2 separate regions of the Homo sapiens genome follow, and region 1 is linked to region 2. A link is an interaction called in ENCODE POLR2A ChIA-PET data of the cell type or tissue named here. Cell type or tissue: A673. All regions are shown on one strand.

Region 1 (8,000 bases), 210 kb after region 2:
CCAGCACTTTGGGAGGCCGAGGCAGGCAGATCACCTGAGGTCAGGAGTTCAAGACCAGCCTGGCCAACATGGTGAAACCCCGTCTCTACTAAAAAATACAAAAATTAGCCAGGCATGGTGGCGCACGCCTGTAATCCCAGCTACTCGGGAGGCTGAGGCAGGAGAATCGTTTGAACCTGGGAGGCAGAGGTTGCAGTGAGCAGAGATTGCGCCATTGCACTCCAGCCTGGGTGACAGAGTGAAACTCCTTCTCAAAAAAAAAAAAAAATTACAAAATATAAATGAAAGAAATCAGAGGAGATCCAAATAAATAGAGAGACATATCATGTTCATGGATTGGAAGACAACACGGTAAAAAGGAGTGGAGTGCAGTGGCTCATGCCTGTAATCCCAGCACTTTGGGAGGTCAAGGTGGGAGATGGCTTGAGGCCAGGAATTCAAGATCAGCCTGGGCAACATGGTGAAACCCTCTCTCTACCAAAAATACAAAAATTAGTCAGACGTGATGGTGTGCACCTATAGTCCCAACTAGTCAGGAGGCTGATGTAGGAGGATTGCTTGAGCCCAGGAGAAGATCAAGGCTGTAAGTGAGCTGTGATTGCACCACTGCACTCCAGCCTGGATGACGAAGCGAGACTCTGTCGCAAAAAAAATAAAGGCCAGAAAAAGCCAAACCTGCTGGGTTACATTCCCCGAGGGTTGGGCACTCTTGGTCACAAGATGTTCATGGTTGAGGGAACAAGGTAATAATGTTAACTAACTGAATAAAGACCCAGAACTTATGGAAATGTCCTAGTACTTTAAGAAGAAAAAGCATTCTTAGTTTAAGAATAGGTTTTGCTTTAGAGATAAGAGTAACATAGGAAAGTGACAACACTAATAGTCTGTCACAAGCTGATCAGAAACCTTTGCTGTAGAGTACACTATTATTTTTTATTATTTTATTTTTTTTATTTATTTTTGAAACAGGACCTTGCTCTGTCACCCAGGCTGGAGTGCAGTGGCACAATCTTGGCTCACTGCAACCTCAACCTCCCTGGCTCAGGCGATCCTCCCACCCCAGTCTCCCCAGTAGCTGGGACTACAGGTGTACATGCATCACCATGCGCAGCTCATTTTTTTGGTACTTTTTATAGAGACAGGGTCTTACTATGTTGCCCAGGCTGGTCTCAAACTCCTGAGCTCAAGTCATCCTTTCGCCTCGGACCCCCCAAAGTGTTGAGATTTCAGGTGTGAGTCACCACCCCCAGCCTAAAAAATCCTCATGACCTCAGGCCTGACGAAGTGTCATACATAACGCAAAATCATAATCTATAAAATGAAAATGTGATTAATTGAGCTTCATCAAAACCAAAAATTTTTGCCCTCAGAGAGACTCTTTGAAGAGAATGAAAAGACAAGCTACAGACTGGCAGAAAATATTTTGACAGTTTCTTATAAAACTAAACATGAAACTACCATATGACCCGATATTACATTCCTGGGCATCTAGCCCAGAAAAATGAACATTTACATTCACACAGAAACCTGTACAATGAATGGCTTTAGCAGCTTTATCCATAACAGCCAAAAACTGGAATTAGCCCAGATGTTGTTCAGTGAGTGAATGGTTAAATAAACAGTGGTACCTCCGTATGATAAATGCAACAGCTTAGTTGGATCTCAAAGGAATTATGCTGAGTGGAAAAAAAGCCAATCTCAAAGGTTTTATACTGTGTGATTCCATTTATGTACCATTCTTGAAATAACACAATTACAGAAATGGAGAAAAGATTAGTGGTTGTCAAGGAGACAGGGATGGGGAGAAGGGCCTATGAAAGGCTAGCAGCAGCTCTTTGTGCTGAGGGAATGATTCTGAATCTTGATGGTAGTGGTCGTTATATGAATCTACGCATGTGATTTGTGTAACGAATGATTTGTGTGTGTGTATGTATGTGGTGCAATTGCATAGCAGTACACACACACACACACACACACAAATGAGTGCTTATAAAACTGAAGAAATTTGAGTTAAATTGGTGGATTGTACCAGTATCAATTTCCTCCTTTTGATATTATACTATAGTTATCAAAAATTGCATAAATTATTCACAGAACCTCTGTACTTTTTTTTTCCAACTTCAACAGAATGTATCATTATTTCTAAATTAACAGTTAAAAAGGCAGTGAGTGGTGGCTCCCACTTGTAATCCCAGCACTTTGGGAGACTGAGGCAGGAGGATCACTTGAGCTCAGGAGTTTGAGACCACCCTGGGCAACATAGGGAGACCTAATCTGTACAAAAAAAAAAAAAAAAAAAAAGGCCAGGCGCGGTGGCTCACGCCTGTAATCCCAGCACTTTGGGAGGCTGAGGTGGGCAGATCACGAGGTCAGGAGATGGAGACCATCCTGGCTAACACGGTGAAACCCCGTCTCTACTAAAAATACAAAAAATTAACCAGGCGTGGTGGTGGGCACCTGTAGTCCCAGCTACTCGGGAGGCTGAGGCAGGAGAATGGCATGAACCCAGGAGGCAGAGCTTGCAGTGAGCCGAGATTGTGCCACTGCACTCCAGCCTGGGCAACACAGCAATACTCCATCTAAAAAAAAAAAAAAGAAAGAAAGAAAAGAAAAGAAAAATTAATTAGCTGGACGTGGTGGCACATACCTGTGGTCCCAGCTACTCAGGAGGCTGAGGAGGCAGGATCACTTGAATCCTGGAGGTCAAGGCTGCAGTGAGCCATGATTGTGCCACTGCACTCCAGCCTAAGCAACAGAGCAAGACCCTGTCTCAAAAAAAAAAAAAAAAAAGATAACTGGATCACCAAGGTTTAGCTCCTAGTAAAGTATATATCTAAAACAGGCAATATAGTCTCTAAATGTGGCAATTGTCCAAAAAGCATTTCCCATTTGGATAAAATGTTTAATTATGCAGTCAAAGGGAAGAGGAAGAGGCCCAGACTGGCCGTAAGAGACCCAAACCACACAAGGAATTCTTTCCACTCTACCTTTGTCTCTTCCATGCCCACCTCATGGAAACTGGGTTCTGGATTTTGCGAGTGGCCTAGGAGAGGTGTAGAGCTGGAACCATTTTTGTCTCTCTTGGGCTCTTGCTTACAGTTCTCTCCTGGCCTGACCTGTCATCTCAGAATGCTTTGGTAACCTTGTCCTAGACTTCAAATCAAAAAAAATGCTGCTGTGGAGGTGGCTACAAACCTATTAGCAAAATCCAGTGCACTCTGAGGAGGCCATAGCAGTGGGGCCCTGCTGACTCTAAGGGCTGTCTAAGTCTGTTTGGGCTACTGTAACCAACTGCCACAAAGTAGGTGGCTTGTAAACAACAGAAATGCATTTCTCATGGTTCTGGAGGCTGGGAAGTCCAAGACCAAGGCATCAGCAGATTCAGTGTCTGGTGAGGACCTGCTTTCTTGTTCACAGATGGCACCTTCTCACTGTGTCCACATATGATGGAAGGGGCCAACAAGCTTCCTTGGGCCTGTTTCATAAGGGCACTAGTCCCTAATCACTCAATCACCTTCTAAAAGGCCACACTTCCTAATTCCATTACCTTGTGATTAGGATTTCAACAGATGAATTTTTGGGGGTCAGGAGGATGCAAATATTAAGGTCATAGTGATAGCCTCATTGTCCTCTTCAGAAGCACTCCAGCCTGCTTTGCAGCTGTTTACTTTTTAATTTTTAATTTTTATTTTTATTTCTATTTGAGATGGAGTCTCACTCTGTTGCCCAGGCTGGAGTGCAGTGGTGCAATCTTGCCTCACTGTAACCTCTGCCTCCTGGGCTCAAGCAATTCTCCTGCCTCAGCCTCCTGAGTAGCTAGGATTACAGGCATGCGCCACCACACCCAGCTAATTTTTGTGTTTTTAGTGGAGACAGGGTTTCTCCATGTTGGCTGGGCTGGTCTTGAACTCCTGACCTCAAGTGATCTGCCCACCTTGGCCTCCCAAAGTGCTGGGATTATAGGCGTGAGCCACTGCGCCCGGCCTGCAGCTATTTAATTCTGCTCAAAGAGTTTGTTTCCCATAACGGACACACAATTCATTTATTCCTGTTTTAATAAATGATTCTGGCCAGGTATGGTGGCTCATGCCTGCAATCACAGCACTTTGGGAGGCCAAGGCAGGAGGATCACTTGAGCCCAGGAGTTCAAGACCAGCCTGGACAACATAGGGAGAAGCCATCTCTTAAAAAAATAATAGTAATAAATAGGAACAGCAAACCTAATACTACATGTTCTCACTTATAAGTGGGAGCTAAATGATGAGAACTCATGTACACAAAGAAGGGAGCAATAGACACTGAGGCCTACTTAAGGGTGGAGGGTGGGAGGAGAGCGAAGATCAGAAAAAGTAACTATTAAGTACTAGGCCTCTGGGTGATGAACTAATCTGTACACCAAACCCCCATGACATGAGTTTACCTATATAAGAAACCTGCACTTGTACCCCTGAGCATAAAATAAAAGTTAATAATAATATTAATAATAACAAAACTAGCTGGGCATGCCTGTAGTCTCAGCTATTTGGGAGGCTAAGGTGGGAAGACTGCTTAAGCCCAGGGGGTCGAGGCTGATAGAGCAGGAGCACCATCATCTCAGACAAACACTGCCACTTTAAATTCCAGCTGCCTTTCCAGCTTCATGCATTTCAAGGAAATCACTTCTCTTCTAACTACAAGCAGCCAGAAAAGAATAGACAGTAAAACACAGATAAGACAGCTCAGGCACAGAGGAAGGCAGGGAGAAAGTCTCTTGGGTAACTGTCAAACTTCACCCCCATACAATGGGGCCCCAGTAAAACAGTGGGCCTTAATAAGCACATTCCTTTCCCTTCAGGTGCACTAAGATAGGGAAGCTAAAGGCAGACTCGGGAGGGGGGGTATGCCTGCAGCTGCAGGAAGATGTATGTGAACAGACACAAAACTCTCCCTCCCAGATAAGCACAACAAAGAGACACAGAAGCAGTCCAAGCCTCTGATAAACTCTCCCGCCCTGAACCCTTAAAGTAAGAGAGTGCAGCTTCTGAACTAACTCTGCCAGAAGTCCCTCCCAGGTTTAAAATAAACCTGTTGACTGTCAAGCTACCCTCCGTGTTTCTCTCCTCTTTCTTTAATTCTTACATTTGATGCTGAAACCCGGGACGGGTGTTGGGAGGAAAGACTCTCTTGCAACCCAGGAACCAATGGGCAATGGCAGCGCATCCTGAGTTAACTTCCAGATCCTGAGGGTCTCTGGCCACCCGCCCAGTCTTTTCTTTCACTTCAATTTTCGAGCGATTTGCATGAGGAGGACAACTGACCTGAAGGGGACTGCAAGGCTCAGGCTGGGACTACTCCCTGGTGAGCTTTCAAAACACTCAGGTCTCAGGAATTCACCTCTGACCGCCTGTAACAGGTATTTCGCTCCCTAACCCTTGCTCCTTCTTCCTCCTTCTTCTCTCTCTCTCTTTCTCTCTCTCTTCCTTGTGTGCCTTCAGTCTGGGAGGCCCTTTGCTGATTCCAACTGGAACATCTAACATGGGACACTAATTCAGCTGACTGGTAAGGTCTTCCTTCTCCTGGCTTTCTCCCAGTACCTGCCATCCAGGTCCCCAGAGGACCAACAGGACTAAGCTAGAGGAAATCTTAGGGATGCCCAGTTTCTTCTTAGCTTAACCATCCTCTTTTGGAAAGAAGATTCTGGGTCTCTGTCTTTTGTCTGGGGACGCCTAGAACAAAACAGACACCCTCAGCTTCCTCTTACCAGTCCACATGGGTGCCAAACAATCCCACATTCCTACGTCCTCCCCACTGGGCTGTCTCCTTCACAACCTCACCAAACTTGGCTTACGGGGGACCCTAAAGCCAAAACATTTAATTTTCCACTGCAACATGGCTTGGCCCCAATACAGATTAGATAACAACAGACGATGGCCCAAAAATGCTACCTTTAACTTTCAAATTCTCAGGGACCTTGACAACTTTATAACCAGTAATGGCAAATGGCAAACGATTCTCTATATTCAGGCTTTTTTCTACCTTAGATCCCGACCCTCCCTATGTCAAGCTTGCATCCCTCATGAAATCCTTCTTCTTAATGAAAACTCTCCCCAGGTCTCTCCTTCCCCTGGAACCCCTTCCTCTGAAACTCTTTTTGACCCTGCAAATGAACCCCCTCCATGTTCTCAACCCCCTGCACCCGCTCCTCGCCTGTCCGAACCCTCCGCCCCAGCAGCCCCTAACCCTGCCCCTCCTCCTTCTCCACCTGTAACCCGTTCAAAAACTACTCCAGCCAGTCAAACCACCTCTGCCATTCTCCCTCTCCGGGAAGTGGCTGGAGTTAAAGGCATTACTTGCGTTCATGTTCTTTTCTCCATGTCTAATCTGTCGCAAATTGAACAGCATCTGGGATCTTTCTCTGAAAATCCGTCTCGTTATCACAGGAAATTCCTGCACATAACTCAATCCTTTAATTTAACTTGGCATGACTTTTATATAATTCTAACCTCCACCCTCACTCCTGATGAAAAAGAGCTCATCTAGCATTCAGCTGAAGTCCACACAGATGAACTCTATAATCAAGCCCCTATACAAAATCCAGTGGCTAATGATGCAGTCCCCCGTAGAGACTCAGATTGGACTTACCAACAGGGAGACAATGGCATCAGATGAAGAGACCACATGATTAGCTGTCTCCTTGTGGGTATGGACAAAAATGCCCATAAGGCAGTTAATTATGAGAAACTTAGAGAAATTACACAAGAGCCCCAAGAAAATCCTGCCCTTATCACACCTCACTGAAGCTATGCTAAAATATGCCAATTTGGACCCAGAATCTAGAGAAGGTCAAACTTTTCTCCACCTCCAATTTGTTTCCCAATCTGCCCCAGATATCTGGAAAAAATTACAAAACTTAGAGGAGGGTCCCCAGACATCCCGGCAGGACCTCCTAAATGTAGCCTTCTGTGTCTTTAACAACAGAGATGAGGAACAAAAAATTCAAAAAGACAAACATCTCTCATTAAAAAGCCAGATGCTTGCCTCTGCTATCCAAAACCCAGTTACACAAAAGCCTCCCAATGACCCAAAAGAAAACTACCCGACCCCTCTGGGAGTCTGTTTCCGACGTGGCAACTCTGGACACTGGGCAAAGGCTTGTCCTAACCACTGGTCCCCCACCAGACCGTGTCCAACTTGTGGTCTTTGGGGACACTGGAAAGTGGACTGCCCCCAACAGGGACACCCTCCCCGTTTGGGTGCGGCTCATAATAAAGCCCCCTGACCATCACAGGAGGAAATCTCTTCACTGCTGGCGCTGACAACGGAAGACTGAGGGTGACCGGGATCCTTCACCCCCATGCCTAGTGAGTCCACAGAACCCAGGGTAATTGGGATGGTGTCCGGTAAGATTATTTCCTTTCTTTTGGATACCGGGGTGAGTCTTTCGGTGTTAACTGAATATCAAGGCCCATTAAAACACTCATCCATTTCTGTTGTTGGCATGAAGGGCACACAAAAAAACCCACACAAAACACCACCTCTATACTGCTCATTTCAGGGTGTCACCTTCACTCACTCTTTCTTGGTCATCCCTCATTTTCTCACTCCTTTACTAGGAAGGGACATCCTACACAAATTAGGGGGAATCATCCATTTGTCAGCCTTACACCAAAGCCACCCTTATTTATTATTATGTCAAGAACAGAACCCCTCCTCAGACACTCAACATCAAATAGACTTAAACCCCAAATTCCTTAGCCATGTAAATCCCATGGTATGAAACACTAACTCCCTCATAATTGCTACCCACCATTCTCCAATTCAAATTTCACTGAAGGATCCTAAGTGCCATATAGTGGTCCCACAATACCCCCTCAACTCTAATGGATTGCGGGAACTCAAACCCATCATCTCCTGACTTTTGACTGCCAATATTTTAATCCCCACCCATTCTCCCCACAATACCTCTGATTCTCCCAATTAAAACACCAGATGGCTCCTATAGACTGGTTCAGGATTTGCAA
Region 2 (8,000 bases):
AAAAGGATATGTGACAGAATCGTCAAGGTAAAAAGACACAGGCAGAATGTGAAGGATGCTGTACACAGGCCTCCTCATGCTGTCTCCCCCTCGCAGGAGGCTTGCACAGAGCTGTCCTTCTAGCAACAAAAATCCAGGAACACATGTATAATGCTTCTCCCCAGGGAAGCCCATTAGAGGTTTGGTGCCCAAAGGTTTCACTGGGGGCTGGTCACTAGGCACCCTCTACCTAGTGCTTACCAAAATTCCAGGCTCCCAGAATGAAAGCCGGTGATCAGCAGAAACCACTGTTTGCACAAACAGGTTGGGAAGAGTAAGCCATCCTTATCAGTTAAGGAATTCTGGGAATACTCCCGAAATCCAAGTTCCTAATTGCCAGCCAAGGGCCAAGCTTGTAAGCAGGACTTTCAAAGGACAATAGTTACAGGACTGCTATGTTAACCCCCTTCTGCTTAGTCCACCCCTTGGTCCTGGCATCTTCACAGCAAAATTATCAGTAGGACCCCATGCAGCCAGGTGAGACCACCCTGCAGATTTAACCTCACTTATACCCTCCAGGGGTCCTGGATTTAGCCAGTTAAAACAAATTCCAGGTGGGGCACAGTGGCTCACACCTGTAATCCCAGCACTCTGGGAGGCCAAGGCAGCAGGATTGCTTGAACCCAGGGGTTGGAGGGCAGCCTGGCCAACATAGTGAGACCCCCTGTGATGGTTAATACTGAGTTGTCAACTTGATTGGATTGAGGGATACAAAATATTAATCCTGGGTGTGTCTGTGTGGGTGTTGCCCAAAACAGATTAACATTTGAGTCAGTGGGCTGGAAAAGGCAGATCCACCCTTAATCTGGTGGGCACAATCTAATCAGCTTCCATCGAATATGAAGCGGGCAGAAAAATGAGAAAAGAACAACATGGGCCTAGCCTCCTAGCCTCCATCTTTCTCCTGTGCTGGATGCTTCCTTCCCTTGAACATCGGACTCTAAGTTCTTCAGTTTTGGGATTGAGACTGGCTTTCCTTGTTCCTCAGCTTGCAGACAGCCTATATATATACACATATATCCTATTAGTTATGTCCCTCTAAGGGAACCCTAATACACCCCCCATCTCTACAAAAAAAAATTTTTTTTTAATTCAGCTGGGCATGGTGGCATGCGCCTGTAGTCCCAGCTACTTGGGAGGCTGAGGTGGGAGGATCACTTGAGCCCAGGAGTTTGAGGCTGCAGTGAGCTGATCACACCACTACACTAAAGCCTGGGCAACAGAGTGAGACACTGTCTCAAAATACACACACACACACACACACACACACACACACACACACACAAAGAAAAAAAAATCCATTAACCAGAAAAGTTCATCTTTGAAAGTCAGGGGGCTTCTTCCTTAAATTTCTGTATTATCCCCTTTTTGCCCAGCCTGCCACATCAATTCAGGCTCAGCACCACTCTGGCCAGTAAACTGAAGCTGATGTCAATGTCTTCCAGGCTGAGGCAGTGTCAGGACAGTTAGGGTGCACATGCAAGTACAATCCCAGAGGGAACACGTGATAGCCCTGGAAACCAAGAGTTTACAATTGTTCAGGTACCCCGAGCAGGGCATACATTAGTCAGACAGGGCAGGTTAACAGGGTTCCCAGTGTGGCCTCCCACGGGGAAAACTCCCACCGAGTCTAATCCAAATAATTCAGTTTGGTCCTTGGTTTCAGCGGGACTGCCCAGAGGTAGTCAGGTTCCCTCAGTTTTGCTTATCCGTGACATCAGTTCATCCCTCTCATGTGTGTGGATGGCATCTGCAGGTGTTCTGCCGGCAAATCACAGGAGCAGGTGCCACCCCTGCTGTGTCATAGTCAGTGCTGTCAGGGGTGATCAGAGGCTCAGCAGCCAATTTACATTCAAAGCACTCACAGCAGCTTGGAAATGAAACATGGGGCATTCTTCTACAGAAAGAGGGGAAAGCTGCCAGGAGCAGTTCTGAAAAAACAAAGATCATTAATACACTCTCTACACCCCGGCACCTCCATAGGCTTTTCTTTTTTCTCCATTGTTACAAAATCAGTGAGTCTCATTCAGTAAGACTTCATGACTTACTGAAGAAATATGACTTCATATTTCCCAATCATTTTACTCTCATCCAGACCATTTGTCTGGAAGGGTTATATGCTAGAAGGAAAGAAACATTTTTCCAGGAAAATATTTTTATGCAATTTAACCAGAAAGACATATCATGTCCAGAAATAGGTCAGGAAGAATCCGGAACTTTCCAATTTTTTCAAAATGGGTTTCCATTAACTTCCCATTCCTTTCCTCCTCATCATTTACCCAGTGAGCAGCCTAGGGAAAAAAAAATCAATCTCTTGCTGGGGACAGCTGCACTGAATAATCAAACTGTTTCACTAAGATGTGTGCACTAGGAGAAAGGTGAGGGTAGTAGGCTGGGCTCAGTGGCTCACGCCTGTAATTCCAGCACTTTGGGAGGCCAAGGTGGGCGGACTGCTTGAGCTCAGGAGTTCGAGACCAGCCTGGGAAACATGGCGAAACCCCATCTCTTAAAAAAAAAATTATCTGGGTGGCAGGAGCCTGTAGTCCCAGCTACTTGGGAGGCTGAGGTAGGAGGATCACCTGAGCCCGGGAGATCAAGGCTGCAGTGAGCCATGATCGTGCCACTGCACTCCATCCTGGGTGACAGAGTGAGACCCTGTCTAAAAAAAAAAAAAAAAAAGAAAAAAAGAAAGAAAGAAAGAAAGAAAGAAAGAAAGAAAGAAAGAAAGAAAGAAAAGAAAGGTGAGGGAAATAGAGTCAGGCTATCAGTCCATTGGCACAAACTGCATCTAATCCTGAAAGCTGAATGATGCAACAAGTCAACAGCAATGAGACATCTCAAAGAGGGGCACCAGTCCAATCTGTGTGAAGTAGGTGAAGGGGTCACATTCTCTGTTATGTGTCCGTCCCCAACCTGAAGCTTTCAAGAGAAATCACAAGTTAAGAATGCAATTAGTCTCTGTATCAGAAATCTAGAGCCATTCAGCCACCCAATTTTAGATGGTTTCATGAGACCACACCCTTTCCTGTTGGCATTTTTATGTGACCCAGACAATCCGGTCAGCATCTGTATTTTCGTCATTTATAGCCCCACAGAGGCTGTCTTAAATGGGCAACAATTCAGAATCTGAGTCCTGTTCTTTGAGATGAGCCTTCAGTTCCGCACAGCTCACCGCAAGGCCGAAACAGCTGCAGAAGACAGCATCAAGTTTCAGCTCAGAGGCAGGCACAGGCAATTAGGATCTGTGAATCTGGGATTTTTAAAAAGCCCCTGGCTTTCCTTCAGTAGCAGCAAAGCTGATACAAGGAAGAGCCAGACAGCTGTATACCAAGCCCAAGTGACAAACAAGACTTTTCTAAAAGTCCTTTTTATCTTGTTCATTTTAGAGGCCAAATAGACCTACTCAAACATATGCACAGCAGGCTGAAAACCATTAGCCTCTATGGGTCAGGCAGTTCATGGCAGCAAGAGCACATTAGCAAACTAAAAGCTGTTTTTGAAAACTCCCAAAGCATGTTTCTACCCGGAGATTGCCTCTCTTTTTATGTTCTCTCCCTTTTTCCAGAGGCTCCAATGGGCAAAAATCAGTGGTTATGGAGACTTGTTCTGTTTCCAATCCTCAAAGAGTTTAAATTGCAATCCACCCACAGGCAGCAAAAAGCAAGGGAGCTCTGATTCCACAAACACTGTTTTTTTTTCTTTGCAGCTTTCCCTATTAGGATGATTTGTCTAATGTTGATGAAATAAAGCAGATAACATTTTACATTAAATTTTATCATACACCCAGATGCGACAGCCACAAAATACAAAGCCTTTGAATAAACATTCCCCTCTGTTTTCCCCAAACCCCTAGCTGTAAAATCAGCATGTTCCACAGTGAGCAGGTCTATACAAAACTACCCCCAAAGTCCCAGGAAGCTGAGAGGCCAAAGAAAGAGGCTGACATATCCAATTTCTTAGAAGGAAACATTTAATAGGGACTTGCAAACAGAAGCCATGTCTGCGTCTCAGGTAGCGGTAAGAGGAGAAAGTGGATCCCTGTGCCATCAACCCCAGACTCAGGGCTTATATACCATAGGGAAGGGGTGATTCAGAAGTGATGTGTAGAATTGAAGAACGATCACATTGAGGTTATTTAGACCTAAGGGCAGGATTTGTGGTAAGTATGTGCTCTTACACAAGGAAAGATAGCTAGACTGGAAATCTGAGAGGCCTTCCTGGCACTGGAGTTAATCTGAAGTCAACATCGTGGATTAGCATCCAAGATGGAGTTGCTTTAGTTTCCACACCGCATTTACAAGGTTAACATTACAGCTGCTGGAGATGAAGGTTGCAGTGTAAGGAGGGCTTTGAGTTGCAGAGGCAGCTACTAAGCTGTAGAAAAGGCTAGAGTGGTTTTCTTGTTTGGGGGGAATGTTTTTTACTCTTTCTCCACCTCTGGTTTATCTAAAGCCTTGCTCCAGCCCTGGGAACTGATTTAACTATTTTTCTTCCACTTGGAGGAGCGAGCAATGCAAACTTTGAACGTTCTTGATTCACCCAAAACCTGCCTTCAGAAATTTTCTGACCCTTCCCCCTCCCACCTAGGAGAGAGAGCAACTCCAATTAACTGTTATTGTCTTTTCGTTGGTTTTGTTTTGTTTTGTTTTGTTTTGTTTTGTTTTGTTTTGTTGAGACAGAATCTCGCTCTGTCGCCCAGGCTGGAGTGCAGTGGCATGATCTCAGCTCACTGCAACCTCCACCTCCTCGGTTCAAGCCATTATCCTGCCTCAGCCTCCTGAGTAGCTGAGACTGCAGGTGCATGCCACCACACCCGGCTAATTTTTGTATTTTTAGTAGAGACAGGATTTCACCATGGTGGCCAGGCTGTTCTCAAACTTGTGACCTCAAGCAATCTGCCCACCTTGGCCTCCCAAAGTGCTGGGATTACAGGCGTGAGCCACTGCACCTGGCCTGTCTTTAGTGCATAGGAAGCTCACTGGGGGGAATGTCTGGGCCCTTTTTCCTCCCAATTGGAGGAGAGAACAAAAACCAAAGTCATCCTTTGAGCTGCACTTCTTCCTATCTTTAGCCAGCATGGCCAAAAGCAGCCAGGAGATCCAGCAAGCCAACTGTCTATGACTGGATTTATCATTTTCAAATGCCACGGGTAACTTCTACCTCTCATAAGAGATAGCAAGCAGGTCAGCTGCTGTTTTACACCATAGGTAACTCCATAGTGACCCAGGCATGATTTACTCATCCATCTTCCCTCTTCTTCCCTCCCAGGAAGGCTCCCACATAGTGCACCCTCCCCCAGCATCAAAAATGCAGCAACAAGCGTGTCATGTTTCTGCCCAGAAAAGCCCATTAGAGACTCAGTGTCAAAGGTTTTTATTGGGAGTTAGGCACTAGGTGCCCTCTGCCTAGCACGCACTAATATTCCAGACTCCTAGAAGAGAGGCAGATGGCCAGCATAAACCAGATTGTCAGCACAACGTAGACACAGTGAGACACCCTTATCAGTTAGGGAAAAGTGGGAACCCTCCAGAAATCCAAGTTCCCAGACACCAGCCAAGGGCAAACCTTGAGAACAAGCTTTTCTCAGCATAACAGTCTCAGGCCTGCTCTGTTAATCCCTTTCTAGGCACCCACGTTAACCAGTCTCTGAATAACAATACTGAAATGCCCTTGCAAAAATTATAACTGAAAAAAATATGACAGTGAAAGAGATCTGAGCTAACCGACCCCATCTTGCCCTTAACCTCCAAACTGCCCTTGTTCATTCCCGGGCATAGGCCAAGCTAACTATAGGAAAAATTTAGTGTATATATATATTAATTTTTTTTTTTTTTTGAGACAGGGTCTCACTCTGTCACCCAGGCTGGAGTGCAATGGTACAATCTTGGCTCACTGCAACCTCTGCCTCCCGGGTTCAAGCAATTCTCCTGCCTCAGCTTCCTGAGTGGTTGGGATTACAGGCGTGTGCCAACATGCCTGTCTAATTTTTTAATTTTTTGGTAGAGACGGGGTTTCATCATGTTGGCCAGGCTGGTCTCAAACCCCTGACCTCAAGTGATCCACCCACCTCGACCCCTAAAGTGCTGGGATTACAGACATGAGCCACTGTGCCCAGCCTTAGTTTATAGTTCAACTTTGAAACAAAGATGGTAACAGCCCTTTCCCAAAACAAACCCCCTTTTTGCCTGGGGACCAAACAGCCTTTGTAAAACCAACAAATTAGCCACAAGAGTAGAAATTCTGGTTTAGAAGTCATGTGGCCGGAGGTCACAAAATTCCTAACCTCCACAATTGCTCCTTTTGATAACATCACTATTGTAAAACCTAAGATTGGTGCTTGAGATATTTTTCAGACCTGCATTCTTTTCTTTTTTTTTTTTTAATTCCTTTTTTCGAGACAGGCTCTCACTCTGTCACCCAGGCTGGAATGCAGTGGTGCAATCTCGGCTCACTGCAACCTCGGCTCACTGCAACCTCCGCTTCCTGGGTTCAAGGAGTTCTTATGCCTCAGCCTCCCGAGTAGCTGGGACTACAGGTGTGTACCACCTTGCCCGGCTATTTTTTGTATTTTTAGCAGAGATGGTGTTTTGCTATGTGCCAGGATGGTCTCAAACTTTTGGCCTCAAGTGATCTGCCCGCCTTGGCCTCCCGAAGTGCTGGGATTACAGGCATGCGCCACCACGGCCGGCCCCATTGTTTCATATATTTTATCATTTTTGTAGTTGTTTCAAGTGGAAGAGTAAATCTGGTTCCTGTAACTCTATCTTGGCCAGAAGGAAAAGGAAGTCTGATGTGCTCTTTCAATATGTAGTTTCAATTCTTTTTTAATTCCAGGAAGTTTTCTTGAATTATAGTTTTTAGTATTTGTTTTCATCCTTTTGCCCTTGTTTTCTTCAAGGACTCCTAGGGTATATGAATTGGATCTTCTTTTTATAACTTTGATATTTGCCATTTGTCCTCAAATACTATTCTTTTGCTTTTTAAAAAATATGTTCATCCTTTCCACCTTCTATTTCTTTTAAGCCATCATGTGTTATGTTTATTTGCTCTGTGTTCCTTGCAGTTTAATTTTCTATTCTGAAAGATTTTTTCTTTTATTTCCAAATATTTTCTGAGATCTATCATAAATTGAGTTTTTCTAGTTCTTATTTATGTTATTCTTTCATTGTCTTGCATCATTTTCTTAATGTTGTTTAGCTTGTTCAAAATAGTTGGCTATAATTTTGATCCATTCTGTGAGCATGTGTTTTCGGCATTCTTTCATTGTGTCCAAGAATGGTATTCTACCCCTTATTTTTTTATTCTTACAGCAATATTGTATGGGATTTGTCCTCTGTATATTCTTCTTTATATCAAATTAGTTTTCCTGAACTTTCAGAAGGAGGTGGGGGTTCAGGGTAGCTTTTCAAATGTCAGAGCTCCCTCTTCTGTTGTTTTTGCATAGTGCTAAAAATTATGGAAGCTTGTTTCTGAGATTCTTGGCTCTGTTTCCCCACTTTTATTTAGACAGTCTCTTCCCTTATTGAGGTAGGCCGAATAATGACTCCCCAAGAGAAATCTCTGGAACCTGTGTATGTTACCATATGATAAAAGGACTTTTGGGGTGTGATTAAGTTGAAGATTTTGAGATGGAGAGATTATTCTAGATTATTAACATAGGCCCTAAATGCAATCACAGGTGTCGTTATAAGAGGGAGGCAGAGGAAGATGACACAAATAGGAGAAGAAAATATGAATACAGAGGCATAGATTCGAGTGCTGTGGTCACAAGCCAAGGAATGCCAGCGGCCACCAGCAGCTGGAAGAGCCAAGGAATGAAGAGAGTACGGCCTTGCCAACACCTTGATCTTGGCCCAGCCATACTGATTTTAGATTTCTGGCCTCTAGAATTGTGAACAAATAAATTTCTGTTGTTTTAAGTCACCAAGTTTGTGGTAATTTGTTACACTAGCAATAGGAAA

The links. ChIA-PET counts read pairs that join two places held together with the same protein. Peaks named below come from ENCODE experiments on the same cell type or tissue, not always from the same donor. Only the 100,000 strongest peaks of a DNase experiment are listed, where the experiment ranks them.
Region 1: POLR2A ChIA-PET joins it to region 2 with 5 read pairs; 2 of 35 experiments call an interaction of 5 or more read pairs at or near these places.

The regions. Positions count from the first base shown.
Region 1 is chrX:47,290,703-47,298,702 of GRCh38, reverse strand. No RefSeq gene overlaps it. Among named protein-coding and RNA genes, the nearest start is that of USP11, 62 kb to the right of the region's middle. In A673, no CTCF peak of the experiment used is centred here; no DNase peak of the experiment used is centred here; H3K27me3 peaks cover 304 bases.
Region 2 is chrX:47,496,898-47,504,897 of GRCh38, reverse strand. LOC124905183 (a long non-coding RNA gene) reads left to right here. Exons shown (of 2, transcript XR_007068224.1): 2 at 7,718-7,962. Among named protein-coding and RNA genes, the nearest start is that of ZNF41, 18 kb to the right of the region's middle. In A673, a CTCF peak has its summit at 7,464; no DNase peak of the experiment used is centred here; H3K27ac peaks cover 666 bases.